2 separate regions of the Mus musculus genome follow, and region 2 is linked to region 1. A link is a contact called in ENCODE Hi-C data. All regions are on one chromosome and are shown on one strand. Each heading gives the region's core, a stretch centred on a gene start or an enhancer-like site at or near the end of the contact. The rest is flanking DNA. Distances are from core to core; before and after follow the strand shown. Region 1 holds the start of Rcor3 (REST corepressor 3). Region 2 holds the start of Kcnh1 (potassium voltage-gated channel, subfamily H (eag-related), member 1).

Region 1 (6,454 bases), core at 2,033-4,532:
CCAGAACTCCAACAAAACCCTCCACTTTTCCAGCTTGATAATGGTTAGCCATTTGTCCTGGGTTTCTGAGACCTAACAGTAAGTCATTCTCCATGTGTGTAAGTTCTACCATCAACATCATTTCTTCTAAAACACTCTTACTTTTTCTACTTTCTCAGAATAGTCTTAGGACCTAAGGAAATTTTCTTCCAAGTGCCTTACATCTAATACTACAGTGAATAATTTCCATACAAATAGTGCTTTATTAGGGATGAGGTGGGTAGGGGTACACATCTTTAACCCTAGCACTCAGGAGGTAGAGGCAAGTGGATCAGAGTTCAAGGGTCAGGCTAGTCTACCTAGGACAGCCCCAGGACAGGCAAGGTTATGTAGAAGGACCTTGTCTCGAAAACAAAACAGAAAGGGGTGGGGGGTTATGAAGGAGAAAAGGAGAGCTTATTATTTCTCAATTTTTATTATTAGCTAATTTTCCTTTTCTTCTATTATCTTTTCCCAATTAATGCTTAAATTTTCATCTAATTATACTAGCTCAACATGAAATAAAACTTTCGAAAAATAGTACAACACTTAGACTAAACCAGCAGCAACAGGCACACGAAGCACAGTGCTTCCTTCAGTGATTCATGTGAATGGCAAATGCTTTTCACTGTATCCGTGGACGACACTGCTAATCAGAAGTAAGTGCATCTAAGGAACGTTAGGTTTATCCCTATTCTATTGATTACAGTCAGAGTAAATAAATTGGAAATTTTAATTCAAAGCTAATAATACTAATTGGGGTTTTGTCACCTCTCACAAACATTCTAGGTAGCTGGAACAAGCAAAACTGATAAAAATAATCAGTTAGGTTAGTTAACCAAACAATGTCACCTAAGACCACCTAAATAGATTAACTATTTTTCCTAGTTTAAAATTGTTGCATGAACTGTATTTTAAAATGACAAATGCTAAAACACATACAAGCCCCTAACCAACTGCACATAGCTAGGAGACAAATATTGACCGAGATCTACCTAATGGGGCAAAAGATAGGTGTGCTTATGACATAATTCGGCTGCTGGGTTCCATCGGGAAATGACTTCAGCAATATTTTAAAAAATTGAGTAGCAACGAGAGCTCCAAATCGTTCTTCATAATTATGAAATCTAATCTTTACTGAGTAACTGCCATATGCCTAGTCATTTAATCCTGGCAAGAATTCCATGCAATGGTTTTTTACAGCTAGGAAAATTGAAGCTCAGAGAAGGCCAGTGACTTGCTCAGAAGACAAAAACAAGAGAGCTGGGAATTAAATGCAGCCTATCCTTCAGTGAACATGTCTTCTTTCCGATGTCAAACTAAGCCCTGAAGCACAGCCATAAAGTGAAGGAACCCACCTACTAGCTAGCTATGCCAACAAGAAAAATACGACTACAAGAAGCCCACCACGGCACACACCGATAGTCTTCTAATAAAATATCCCAACAGCTGTGTCGCTTTGAAGGTAACCCCCAAATCTGATGAGCACTCTGGTATCATGTACTGAAGGAAACTGTCCTAATTATGCTTGTAACGGTTACCCTTCTCCTTTCAGAGAGGGGATACTACCTACTTGGTAAGTCCTAATGGGGAGAAGGATGGAAGCCCCCTAGCATACCTAAACTAAACGGACATGACTGCTTTCCTTGTGAAATTACAAGTGAGTCCTCTGCAACACCAACTACAACTCCAGCGTCGGACTCGGGCAGTGCGGTTAAGAATGAGCTCTAGACAAAAACTGACTGCAGGAAAAGTGGGAGGGCAGTTCAGGCAGGGAAGGGCAGAGCCCACCCAGTGGCAAGTCTGGCTGGGTTAGAGCAGCCGAGCACTCCAGGCCCAGAGGCTCCAGCAAGGGCGCCTCCATATGCGGAACTCTCGCCCAATCCCTGAGCAGCCTGACATCCCGTGACAGCCGGGGAGCCTGTTTGGAGAAAAGTAGAGAGGGAGCCCGCAAGCTGCGCTGGCGGAGGGCGCTGGAACCTGGCTGTTCCGGAGAAAATGTCTCCTTGGCAGCTGCTGCCGCTGTCCTGTGGTCTGGCTTCCCCGGGCTGGGTCGGCGCGCGGGGAGGGGTTGGGGGCGACCGGGGCGGTGTCGGGCACGGGCGTTTCCCCGCCCAGGTCCACACCGCCTCGGCAGAAAGAAAAACCAGGATCCCGTGTGCGCCGGGGTCGCAGGGCTCGCCCTTGGCTCGGGCTAATGACAGCAGGCGGTTGCCAAGCGTGGCCCTGCGGAGCCTGGCTGAGCCCCGGGTTCCCAGGGCGGGTCGGAGTGGCATCTGACCTGGGGTAGGTTCATGCACACACAGATCGCACGCCCTCTCCTGCAGCCCTTGGTTTTGCAGTCCCCACGCCCCGGGCCTCGGACCCGCGACCTCCGTGCGAAGCCACCAGCGTGCAAGTGCCGCGGGAGGGAACCATGTTCACCTTGCCATGCACACATCTACCCCCACGCCCTGTGTCACTGCCCAGCCGAGCCTGCCAGCCTCCCCGCCCGCGATGCCCTGCCCTGCCCTGCCCTGCCCTGGCCTCTCCTGGTGCGCCCCACACTCAACACCACGTAACTCCCTCCCATCCCGACGCCGGCCACCCCAGAGCAAGCCTGGGGGAAAAAAAAAGAGAGAGAGAGATGGGGTTTTCCTGTGAGCAAATATATCTACCTGGATCGAATTCAGGGATCCGAGCTTGGTATTCAGCTCCGACTCTCATCCCAACATCTGCAAAGCAATGCCAAGATATATGGTAAAATGGTAATAAATAAGGAGAGGAGAGGGGAAGGGCAAGGCAGAGACTCTCCAGCCGCGGGAGCGCGGGCGAGGCCGTGGCCGGGTGGGGGCGGGGAGGCGCGGGTCGCGGGCTGCGGCGGCACCGGGAGTTCCGGCGGCCGCGGCTCGGCTCCGAGGGGGAGGAGGGCGCGGGGAAGGGGGCCGGGCGGACGGGCGGGGGCGGGGAGCGCGGCGAGGTACCCCCGTGCTCGTCGTCGCTGCTGCAGCCGCTCTCGGGCTCCGAGAAGTGCAGCCCGCCGTTGGCCGAGGAGCCGCCGCCTCCCGCCGGGCTCTTGGCGCCGCCGTTGGCCGATCGGCTCTTCCCCAGTAACTCGGGCCCTTTCTCCATCATGCCGGGCATGGTAGAGGAGGGGGAGAGGTGGCGTCAGGGAAGGGGGAGACGGCTGGCGGGCGCGGGCGGGAGCGCGGAGGAGGAGGAGGAGGTGTTAATATGGAGCCGCCATCACCGCCCCGGTCGAGCCGTAGCGCAGTCGCCCCACACCGGCCCGCCCCGGCCCCGCCTCCCTCCCCTCCCCCGCCGCCGCCGCCCCGCGCCGTGCCACCCGGCCGAGCGCCCCTCGTGGCCGCGCGCTCCTCACTGGGCGGCCGCGATCACTCCGCCCTAGGGAGGTTCCGGCCGCGGGGCGGAGAGACCAGAGGGCCGGGACCCCGCGCGTCCCCAGCCGGCCGGTTCCCGGGCGCTCGAGGGCCGGGAGACGATGTGGAGGCCCCGGAGGCGGCATGGAGGGCGGGGAGGCGGCCTCTGCCCTGTCTCAGCTGAAGGAATTTGGCCTGCTGAGGCGGGGCCGCGGGGCGGGAGCTGCTCCCGTGACCGGGAACCCGGGATGGCGGTCTCAGGAGCTGCTCCGGTGAGGAGCGGCGGGGATGGCGGCCTTTGACAGGAGCTATGAGGATGGCGGCCTTGGACCGGAGCAGCTCCGGTGACGCGGGCAGGGGTTGGCGGCCTCAGACAGGAGCTGCTCCCGCGAGGTGCGCCCCGGGGTAGGAGCTGGGTCCTCCGGTTGGAGGCAGGATCGGTTCACTCCGGAATGAGACCGGCCCTAAAGACCTGGCGAGGCAGCTCCTCTCTGCTGTGAGGTCCGAGAGGGACTGAAAGGGCAGTATTTCCACTTGGCTCTTTCCCTTTTGCTGTCTAAGAAGCGAATGCCACGAGTGGGGAAATAAATAACCGAACTCTACCTTCCCCGGGCCAGTGCTATCTGGGTCGACACTGCCTGGGGTGGTGGCTCAGAGCAATTCTGGAGAGGGTGGAGAGAGAAGTGCTCTGCAGAGAGGTGCTGCTGCTGCAGAGAAAGGTGAGGCCAGCTGCCTTCTGGCAGTTTGCACCCAGTTGAAGATTGGCTGGACTGTATTTCTTCCCCAGATTTAAGGATATTTGCTTATGACATACTGTCTGGGCAAGGAGGACGATTTGTGTCTCAGGAGTAAAGGGGGGGGGGAGTTGCTTAATATACAGATGTGTGTCCTGCAGAATTTGGGGGTAACAGTAAAATTACCTTGAAGGTTAAAACTGTTCTTTGGAATTCTGTTACTGAGAAATAACAGACCTACTCAAGAATTCAGCCAAGAAAACTCTGGGATACAAGAATTAGGCCGGTCATCTGTCTAAAGGAGGGAGTATTTTGTCCGGGTGGAGAAACAGTACTGGTACTGGAAATAGTTGATTTTTAGCTCTATATGTGTCCATTAATTTTTGAACCACAACTCAACCTCCCCTCCCGTTTTATTTTTTGAGACAGGATTTCTATGTGTACTTCTGGCTGTCCTGGAACTCACAGAGATCCGCTTGCCTCTGTCTTCTGAGTGCTGGGAGTAAAGAGCTGCACCACCACACCTAGCATCGGTTCCTTTTTTTAAAAAACACATTGCTGAAGGATATTTTAAGTCTGATTTTTATTTTCTGCAAGGAGAAATGTTATGGACAACTGAAATGATATTTTATTTTTTACATTCCAACCTCTAATGAACACGACTCATCTCAGCCCTGTCACATCAGCTCCTTTGATCCTGGAGTACAAAAGCTAGAGCCTATAAAAAGAAAATTCAAGAAAAAAAAAAACCACAAAACAAAATAGAGGCCTCTTAATAGATACACTTTTTAACTCTGAAATAGTGCTGATTCACTTTTCTGTAGAAAAGAATCTGCGTCTAGATTAGGGATCAAAAGTTTCAAGGGCTTTTGGGACTATTTTGATTAGTAGAATCTTGGCAGTAAAATGATTCTACTGGAATATTTAGACCAAAGACTGCATTCACCTTTGGGGAAGGATTTTGGCGTGAAGGGATGTGTGTGTGTGTGTTTAAGGAAAACAAATTTCTGTTTTGCTTTTAAGAAAAGGAAAGCACTCTAAACTTGCCTGGTTGAGAAGGGTGATTGTAGTGGACCTTAAAATGGTCTCTTCCCAGATAAGACATTACAGAACAGAAAAGCCCTAGGTAGAAATCTGGAAGAATGTCTACTTCTGTTTGGAGAGGAGGAAAGCCCCTGGGCGGAGAAGAGAGCTTTAGGGGTTAATAATATCTCTTGAGATGGGTTGAAGGGGGGGGGGCACTACTGGTCTGTTGAGTATTTAAATTAACTCCATTTTAAGGTTTTCTCAAGAGTTACAAAGACCAAACATAAGGCAAAGGTCGGGGATTAGCTAAGTTGTATGTTGCCTGGGCTTCTCTTTGATATCATGTGAATTCCAGAAGCAAGGATACAGGAGAAACTTTGTTTCAAATAAGACAACGTTTAGAAGGCCAAGGGATCAAGATCAGTTATCTTTTGGGATGACTTCTATCTAGCAATGAGTCTTGGAGAAGATACCCAAGGACTCTAGGAAAATAATGTTCTTGAGAAACAGAAGGCTGAATGCTTATACAATGACCAGATTCCCTCCCGGCATAGGGATCCATGGGCGTATTCTAATCCTAAGGAAAGCCAGCAGATTGTGTATAAATTGTATAGCTGAGTCTAGGGAAAATGTAGAGGTTAAGGACAGCCAAGACAGTCTTGAGCAACAGTTCTCAACCTGAGGATTGCAACCCCTGGGGAATCACTGAACAAACCCTTTCACAGGAGTTGCCTAAGACCTTCAAAAAATACATTTACATTACAACTCATAACAGTAGCAAAATTACAGTTAGAAAGTAGCAGAGGAGCTGGGTGGTGGCACAGGCCTTTAATCCCAGCAGCACTCAGGAGGCAGAGGCAGGCAGATTTCTGAGTTCAAGGCCAGCCTGGTCTACAAAGTGAGTTCCAGGACAGCCAGGGCTATACAGAGAAACCCTGTCTCAAAAACAAAACAAAACAAAACAAAACAAAAAACCCAACAAAGTAGCAAAGAAATAATTTCATGGTTGGGGGTCACTACAACATGTAACTGTATCAAAAGGTCAAAACATCAGGAAGGTTGAGAACAGCGGAGCTTCCTGAGTCTTCATGTCTTTCCAGTATGGAAGGGTTCATTCAGGAAATTGAGTCAGCTCCTCTAGAAGAAACCAAGGAGATGGCACTATATAACACCAAGAAAGAGTTATTCTGGAGGCCTTGGCATGCATAATGAACTGCTTCCAACTGTGACCTTTGAGCACACATGCAGACACACCGCCATTACCTATGTCCCCACACAGGACTCACTCAGTGGTGTCTTGCTTTTATTCCATTAATT
Region 2 (7,299 bases), core at 4,302-6,801, 53 kb after region 1:
TTATTGGCCCTGGTGATCCCCTGTACTGGGGCATATAAAGTTTGCAAGACCAAGGGGCATCTGGAGAATATCATCCTGAGTGAGGTAACCCAATCACAAAAGAACTCACATGATATGCACTCACTGATAAGTGGATATTAGCCCAGAAACTTAGAATATCCAAGATACAATTTGCAAAACACATGAAACTCAAGAAGAAGGAAGACCAAAGTGTGGATACTTCGTTCCTTCTTAGAATGGGGAACAAAATACCCATGGAAGGAGTTACAGAGACAAAGTTTGGAGCTAAGATGGAAGGAAAGACCATCCAGAGAGTGCCCCACCCAGGGATCCATTCCATATTAGTAGTATTTTTATCCTTATTGATCTTTAGGCTCACAGTTCATTCTACATTATTTTAGTTTTTTCTCTTTTCTGTTTATGGATGATATACTAGTTATCTTTAGCTGTTTTTTTTTTATTGTCTATATCTGGTTTGTTTTGATGTTGTTGGTACTATGGAAATTTGTTTTTTTTTTTTTGTTTTTTTTTTTTTCTGAGTGATGCTGGGGATTGAGGCCTCCAAGGCTTATCATTAAGAATGATAATGTTCACACGAACATGGAAGAAATATTCACTCAGCAGATACACACACATTGCAACACAGAGACACAGGAAACATGAGATGGTAACACACAGCAATACAAAATACAGCTCTTCAACCACCTAAGACTATGAAAGGATAGACCTGCCAGTACTAACTCTTAAGTTTAAAGCCTTGTCTAAAAAAGATGTATGACCTCAGAGAGGATTCAGACAGACAAATGAAGTAAAGTCAAGATATGGACAAGAAGTTTAGCAACTTGGATAAGAAATTCCACACCAGGATAGAATCATGCAATAAAGGGTAATCTTGAAAACAGAGTACTCAATAAGTAAGGCTGATAAATCTAACGGAAAGATCACCAACAGAGACGAGAAGGTAGAAGAAAGAGCGTCAGGGGTTGACATGGGTTATTAGAATCAGATAGCAATAATTGAAAAGTCAATCATGATTATAACTTGCAAGACCCAGGGACATGATTAAGAGATAAAACCTACACCTATGTTGTGTAAAAGAAGGGAGTAAGATACAGACTAAAGGTACAGGAAGAAGTTATTCACTACAATCTCAGCAGAAACATTCCAAAATCTTGGGAAACAGATGGACTTTCAAATAAAATAGTCATTTAAAATCTCTAATACAGAGGGCCAGAAAAAAAAAATCTCTTCATGTTATACTTAAGATAAAAAGAATGTAGAGCAAAGACAGATTTTGGAAAGCTTCAAGACACAAGTGTCAGGGGCAACATATTGAAGTAACAGTAGGTTCCTCTAAAGGCAGAGGAGCACAGAATGATGTAGTCCAAGTCCTGATGGGCAGGACCTGCTAACTAAGCTTACTCTACCCACTGAAGTTACCTATCCTTTAAAACTAGCGGGTCAGACCAGCAGGACTGCTTAGTGGGTAATGCATTTGTTACATAAGCTTGATAAAATAAATTTAACTCCCCGAATCCATGTAAAGGTGGAAGGAGAGACAGGCCTCTACAGAGCTGTTCTGTGATCTCCACATAGGCACTGTGGCATATGTGTGCTTATACACACACCATATACACACAATAATACACATAGGCACTGTAGCATATGTGTGCTTATACACACACATCATGCACACAGCAATACAAAATTAAAGTGGAAAGAAGGGCCTTCTAGATAAGCATGAGCTAAGGTGGTTTATGACTTGAAGATGGCTAAAGCAGTGACTACCATGGCAGTGCTAGGAGCTTTACACAAAGAAGAGGAGGAAAGGTGGATCAGCGCTTTCGGAAACAATGAATCTCAGTTGGGAAACTGATAAAAAATGAGGACAGAATCAAATATCATTTTGATTCTCGGCAAATCAGCAAATCTCTAATTTGCAGATGGATCAGAGAGAATTTAGCAAATACATTTCAACAAAAACAGCAATTATCAATGGCTTTAACTTTAAGTCATAGAATGCTAACCCTGGGTCTACCCAGAAAGCACTGCTGACTTGCTACTTTCTGTAACATTCTTCAAGCACCTCAGCCTTTTCAATCCTAAATGTGCTGTCCCCCAACTCTTTTAAGACACAATAAAGAGTAGTGGGATTTCTTGGGGAGAAGCAGGCAGTCTTCAGTGAAGAGAGTAAGCTGAGCTGTAGTTTACTCACGAAGAGAGAAGGAGAGACAGTAAAGAGAGGAAGGAGGCACAGAGAGCACACACAGAAAAGTGTTCCTCAGATGCAAGAGTCCCTACCACACCCTCACCTCCTTAGACTCAATTCACTGCTTGGTACAAACCAGACTTATGTATATAGTTTTGAAAATAAAATGTAACCCTTGTTAATAGCTTTATTATTCTCCAATAGGCAAGCAATGTGGTTGTGGGAGGTGGCCAGAGGACAATCTCAGGTGTCAATCTCAGGCACCAACTACCTTCGTTTTTTCTGAATCAGTCTCTGGTCTGAAGCTTGCTGGGCAGGTGAGGCTGCTGGCTGGCAAAATCCCGAAGATCTGCCAGTTGCTGTATCTCCAGTACTAGGACGGTGTGTGTGTGTGTGTGTGTGTGTGTGTGTGTGTGTGTACATGAGTGAAGGTGCCTTTAAAGGCCAGAGGCATTGGATATTGTATTCCCTCGAGCTGGAATTCATGATGACCATGAGATACCTCACTTAGGTTTTGGGAACTGAGCTCTGGTCCTTCACAAGATTAGCATACGTTCTTAACTGTTAATCTCTCCTAGCTCCTCACCCTGTTCTTTTAAACTGGGTTTGGGGGATAGAACCCAGGTCCTTATGCTTGTCAGCATTTTACTGACCGGGCTATGGCCTCAGCCTCACCCTTTGTATTTTCATCAGAGGAAATGAGAAAGATGAGTAATTGCTTTGGGCACTTGGAAGGATATAACACAATTTTACAAAATTTGTCAATATCGAATGAGTTATTAGTCACAGTGAGGTGTCATGGCCACAGCTGCACATCCTTCCCCTGTCATTAGGTTCAGGCTGGAGTCCCAGTGAGGCAGCTCTGCCCCAGCACTGACTCAGGGTGAGCCGAGCGAGTATCACAGGGTTTCCTGTGAGTATAACTACTGGATCCTCTGCTTATAAGCTCAATAGAGACGTGGTGTGTGTGTGTGTGTGTCTGTTTCCATCTCTGTCTGTCTCTGTCTGTGTGTATTTGTGTCTGTGCTTCAAAACAAGGTTTCTTGTGTGTCCAGGCTGGCTTCAGACATGCCATGTGTTCTATGAATGATGGGGCAGGAGCAGCCTCCTCCTGTAAGTCTCAGGAAAGAATTGGACTGTTCCTTCAGTCAGAGGAGCCAAGGACCAGCCAGATACAGGGTACCGTTGGGTGTGCTTTCAAAGACCCAAAGAACTCTCTCAATGTGATTAAAGATTGTTGATGTTTTAGTGTAGTTTTTGTGTGCCATGGGAATCACTCTCTGAAAAGGTGTATACACACATCTGCTTTGAGACCCACAGAAATGGCATACTTCATATGGGAAGCTTACTCCTGAGCTCCTTTTAACAGGTAGCCCACCAAGGCTCTCACCTCAAACGAATGACACCTGTTCCTTTTTATCTAAGCCACAGAGTAGGAGGGAAATTTTATGGTCTCTCTCTGTCAGATGCCTCTCCCCACCCCACAACCCCCATTGTTTTCACTTCCACAAACAGGTGCATGATCTTGATTGAAGGGTCTCTCTCTCTCTCTCTCTCTCTCTCTCTCTCTCTCTCTCTCTCTCTCTCTCTCACACACACACACACACACACACACACACACACAATCATGTAAAGCTACCCCTTGAGCACTTTCCATCATGCATGGCACAGCTGTAAGATCTTGCCTTATTCAAAGGAACCTACTCAAATGAAGTGGGTAGCCATCAAAATCAAGTTCTCTTTGAGTAGTTTACCTCATTTGTAATAGAACAAAGAACCACTAGACGGAGCCAGTGTTTAAGAAATCACAGCTCTAACCTGCAGGGAGCCGTTATCCAGTGGGAGAGATGCAGCTTTACCTTCAAGTCATAGCACACACCAGTCCTGCCGAGCCATCTTCTGCTGGCAGGAGCGTTGCTTGAGTTATATCCACACAGATAGATGAAAGGTGACATTTATAATGGCCCAATTAATTTAGTCACTCTGAAAATGACATTTGATTTGGCACTTATTTTTTTTTTTTTCAGACAGATTTTGTGAGTTTGAGTGTTTTGCCTGCATGTTTGTACGTGTACTATGCACATGCTTGGTGCCTGAAGAAGTCAGACTAGGGCATCAAATGGTCTGGAACTGAAATTTCAGATGGCTTTGGCCTACTGTGAACTAAACGCAGGTCTCCTGCAAGAGTGCTCTCAGGTGCTGAGCCATCTTTGCAGACCTCCCGCACAGAACTTTAAAGTCAGGATCCCCCCCCCCCCCCCCCCGTCTATTCTCCGCAGTGCTCGACCACTCAGAGAATGCCTGGAAGGAATTGGCTCTGCTTCTGAGATTAAAAAATTGAGACAGTGTGTCTTTGCGAACCATTAAGGTGTTTCCGGAGGTGAGCCCCGGCGTCACGGGCTTCAGCGGCGGGTTTATCTTTGCATTTTATTTTGAATCTTTGTCCAGTTGGAAACTAACCAGTCAAGTAGCAATGCATCCTTCTGTGGGCATTGTCTCAGTCCCCCGCCACACGCACAGCACAACGACAGGTACACATTATGTGCAGTTGGAACACCCCCTCTTCCTTCAGTGAACAAGAGGTCCAAGTCATTTCTACCTGCTGTGAAGCCGCACCTGCTTCACCTGTGCCTTGTGGATGCTTCTCCAAGCCACAGCTATGGCTGTTTAATTAAAATCTGATGTACTTTTACTTTGGGAAGCTTTCAGAAGTAGCCCTCCTCTTTGATGCTGGACAGCCAGTTCCCGTTTTTTGTTTTTTTTTTTGTTTTTTTCACCTTACACACAAATCTTAAGAGATTGTACTGTAGCTGGAAACCCCGATGTGCCAACTCATGTTTTGTTGTTTTTCTTTTTTGGTAAAATGATTGCTCTGTAAGAGAAGACGCCAAACAGGTGAAAGCCATTTATCAACTGAGGAGGCTGCAGGCACATTGATGGTAAAGACAAACCAAAACGGCTCCTGGGAGCTGAATCTGGCAGTCACTCTGTAAGTTGTTGCCCTTAGACACTTGGTTGGTTAATTCTGGGGAAGCTGGATAGACATGCAGCTCATGCTGTTTGCAGAGCCTGAAGGTTCTGACTCCGATCTGACACCGCGTAAAGAAAGAGTCTTCTTGTGACCTTTTCGGGTGTGTGTGTGTATGTGACTTTACCAATAAAGCTGCTCACCGTGCTCTGCACACCCCAGGCACACTCTGGATAACACTTCCCGCTGCACCCAGAGGGTGCCGCTCCGGTTCCAGCCTCACCCCGTGGCTCTTGGTTACGGCTGTGTCCCCGAGGGATGCGCGCACGGTAGGGGGCGCCCTGGACCGGCTGGCTCCCTCCGCCCACGGGAGGCGGCCGCGGCGCACCGAGCCCGGGGCACTCGAGCGCACACCCGGGCGGGCCGCAGCGGGGAGGTGCGGAGCGCAGCGAGGGCGGCAGCGGGAGCCAGCCGCCGCCCCTGCGCTCCGGGGCTGCGGAGCGCATGGGGCGCGTGGAGCCAGGAACGCTTGCGGGCTGCGCACCCGGCCGCCTGCTGCGGTGAGACACGGCGCCGGACGCCCCCAGAGTCCGGCAGTCGGGAGGATGACCATGGCTGGCGGCCGGCGGGGACTAGTGGCCCCGCAGAACACGTTTCTGGAGAACATCGTGCGGCGGTCCAACGGTAAGAACTGCCTTTGGATTTCTGTCGCCCAGGTGGGTTTTGATTTTTTTTTTTTTTTTTTTTTTTTCTGAGTGCGGTGATTGCAGACGCCTCCCGCCTGGTGCCAACAGATGCGGGGGCATCCCGGAGCTCCGCTCACCAGCTTCTCTTGCCTGCGGGCCTGGGAGGTGGGCAGGGCTGGAGGGGGTCTAGTGTGCCCCATCTCTGGAGGAGAGATCTCTAGCCTACGCCTTTGGGGCCTTTTCCCGCGCCCTCCCGCTGTCCTCTCCAGGAAAGCCTGGCATTTGGTGAGAAAAGTCATGCGAAAAGTGGCTGCAGGCTGGCCACCTTCAAGCACTGCGCTCCTGATGCGCACTGGCCGCCTCCCCGCGGAGGCTCCCCGGGAGTCCTGAGGAGCAGGGAGGCCAGAGGTAGCAGCAGAGCTGGGCTACTGGTCCTGGCCCTGTTCGGGTGCAGGGACGTTGCCAACTCCACCTTCCATCCCTTAAGCAGGAAAGTCTGACCAGAAGAAACCCTTTGGCAGGGCTGTCTTATGCACCCTCGCCAACCAGCTAGAGCAAATGGCTCACGAAGGTCCGATGGTTTTTCTGGACTCAGCCGGGGAAACAGAGGGAACTAAGTGGTCCCGGGTACAAATTTGGCATCTATTGTCTCTTTTAAACCCTCCCAATCTTGTCCTCCATCACAAGCCGATTCATTACCCAAGAAACCTGTGCACAAGCACGAGGTTTTTGTAGCTGGGAGGAGAGAGTCCTACTATGACTGATGGAAGGGGAATAATTTTCGACACCTTTTTACTCAGAGATTGCAGTTTCCTATGGTTTATTAGCATGAAGCCCAGAAGGCGAAAAGTCCTCAGAGTAGCGATCCAAAGGGAGCTATCCAAACCTTTCCGACCCACAGCTTGCACATACAGTCCTGGAGATGGGGAGTTGCTGCATACACCTGTTCACCAGGCTACCCAATTCTGAGATCCCCCTAGCAGACTTCTGGGCCCCTCTCCTTCCAGAAGCAGGCGACTCTCTCCGTTGGAGAGGCTGTGGGGACCTAACTCAAGAGCTGGGTTTTGCCAGTGTAAACATGGCGTGCAGCCTTGGAACTTGGGTTGATAGTGATGAGCTTCCAGCTGAATTCAGTTAGGGATTCAATGGAAGGGCGTGAAAACTGACCCCTGCCTCTTATACAGTGTCTTTAATTAAAAAGGGACTTAAGTTTACAAGACAAAGCCCGTGGGCTACCATAGCAAATCTTACCTACTATTTAAGAGCTTTCTTAGAAATTATCTCACCTTTGTTGTGTGCCTCTTAAAGATGAGTACTACTCGGTCATTACCTTTCCCTCCAAGGTTTAAAGGAGTCTTTAAAGCAAGGTCACAGTTACTACCAGGGGCCGTGTGTGTGTGTGTGTGTGTGTGTGTGTGTGTGTGTGTGTAATGACT

Evidence for each region. Hi-C counts contacts between places; a loop is a spot of excess contacts on that map.
Region 2: a map of T-helper 17 cell shows a loop between it and region 1 (2.4-fold over the local background). The contact joins the promoter of Kcnh1 here to the promoter of Rcor3 in region 1. A Hi-C loop is called at or near these places in 1 of 37 maps with a recorded cell type or tissue (T-helper 17 cell).

Annotation. Positions count from the first base shown.
Region 1 is chr1:192,134,758-192,141,211 of GRCm38, forward strand. It overlaps Rcor3 (REST corepressor 3), which reads right to left and starts at 3,283. Exons shown (of 12, transcript NM_001346740.1): 1 at 2,982-3,283; 2 at 2,676-2,732. The coding sequence starts at 3,141. Gm10516 (predicted gene 10516) reads left to right here and starts at 2,141. Exons shown (of 4, transcript NR_033536.1): 1 at 2,141-2,304.
Region 2 is chr1:192,185,226-192,192,524 of GRCm38, forward strand. It overlaps Kcnh1 (potassium voltage-gated channel, subfamily H (eag-related), member 1), which reads left to right and starts at 5,552. Exons shown (of 11, transcript NM_001038607.2): 1 at 5,552-5,861. The coding sequence starts at 5,783.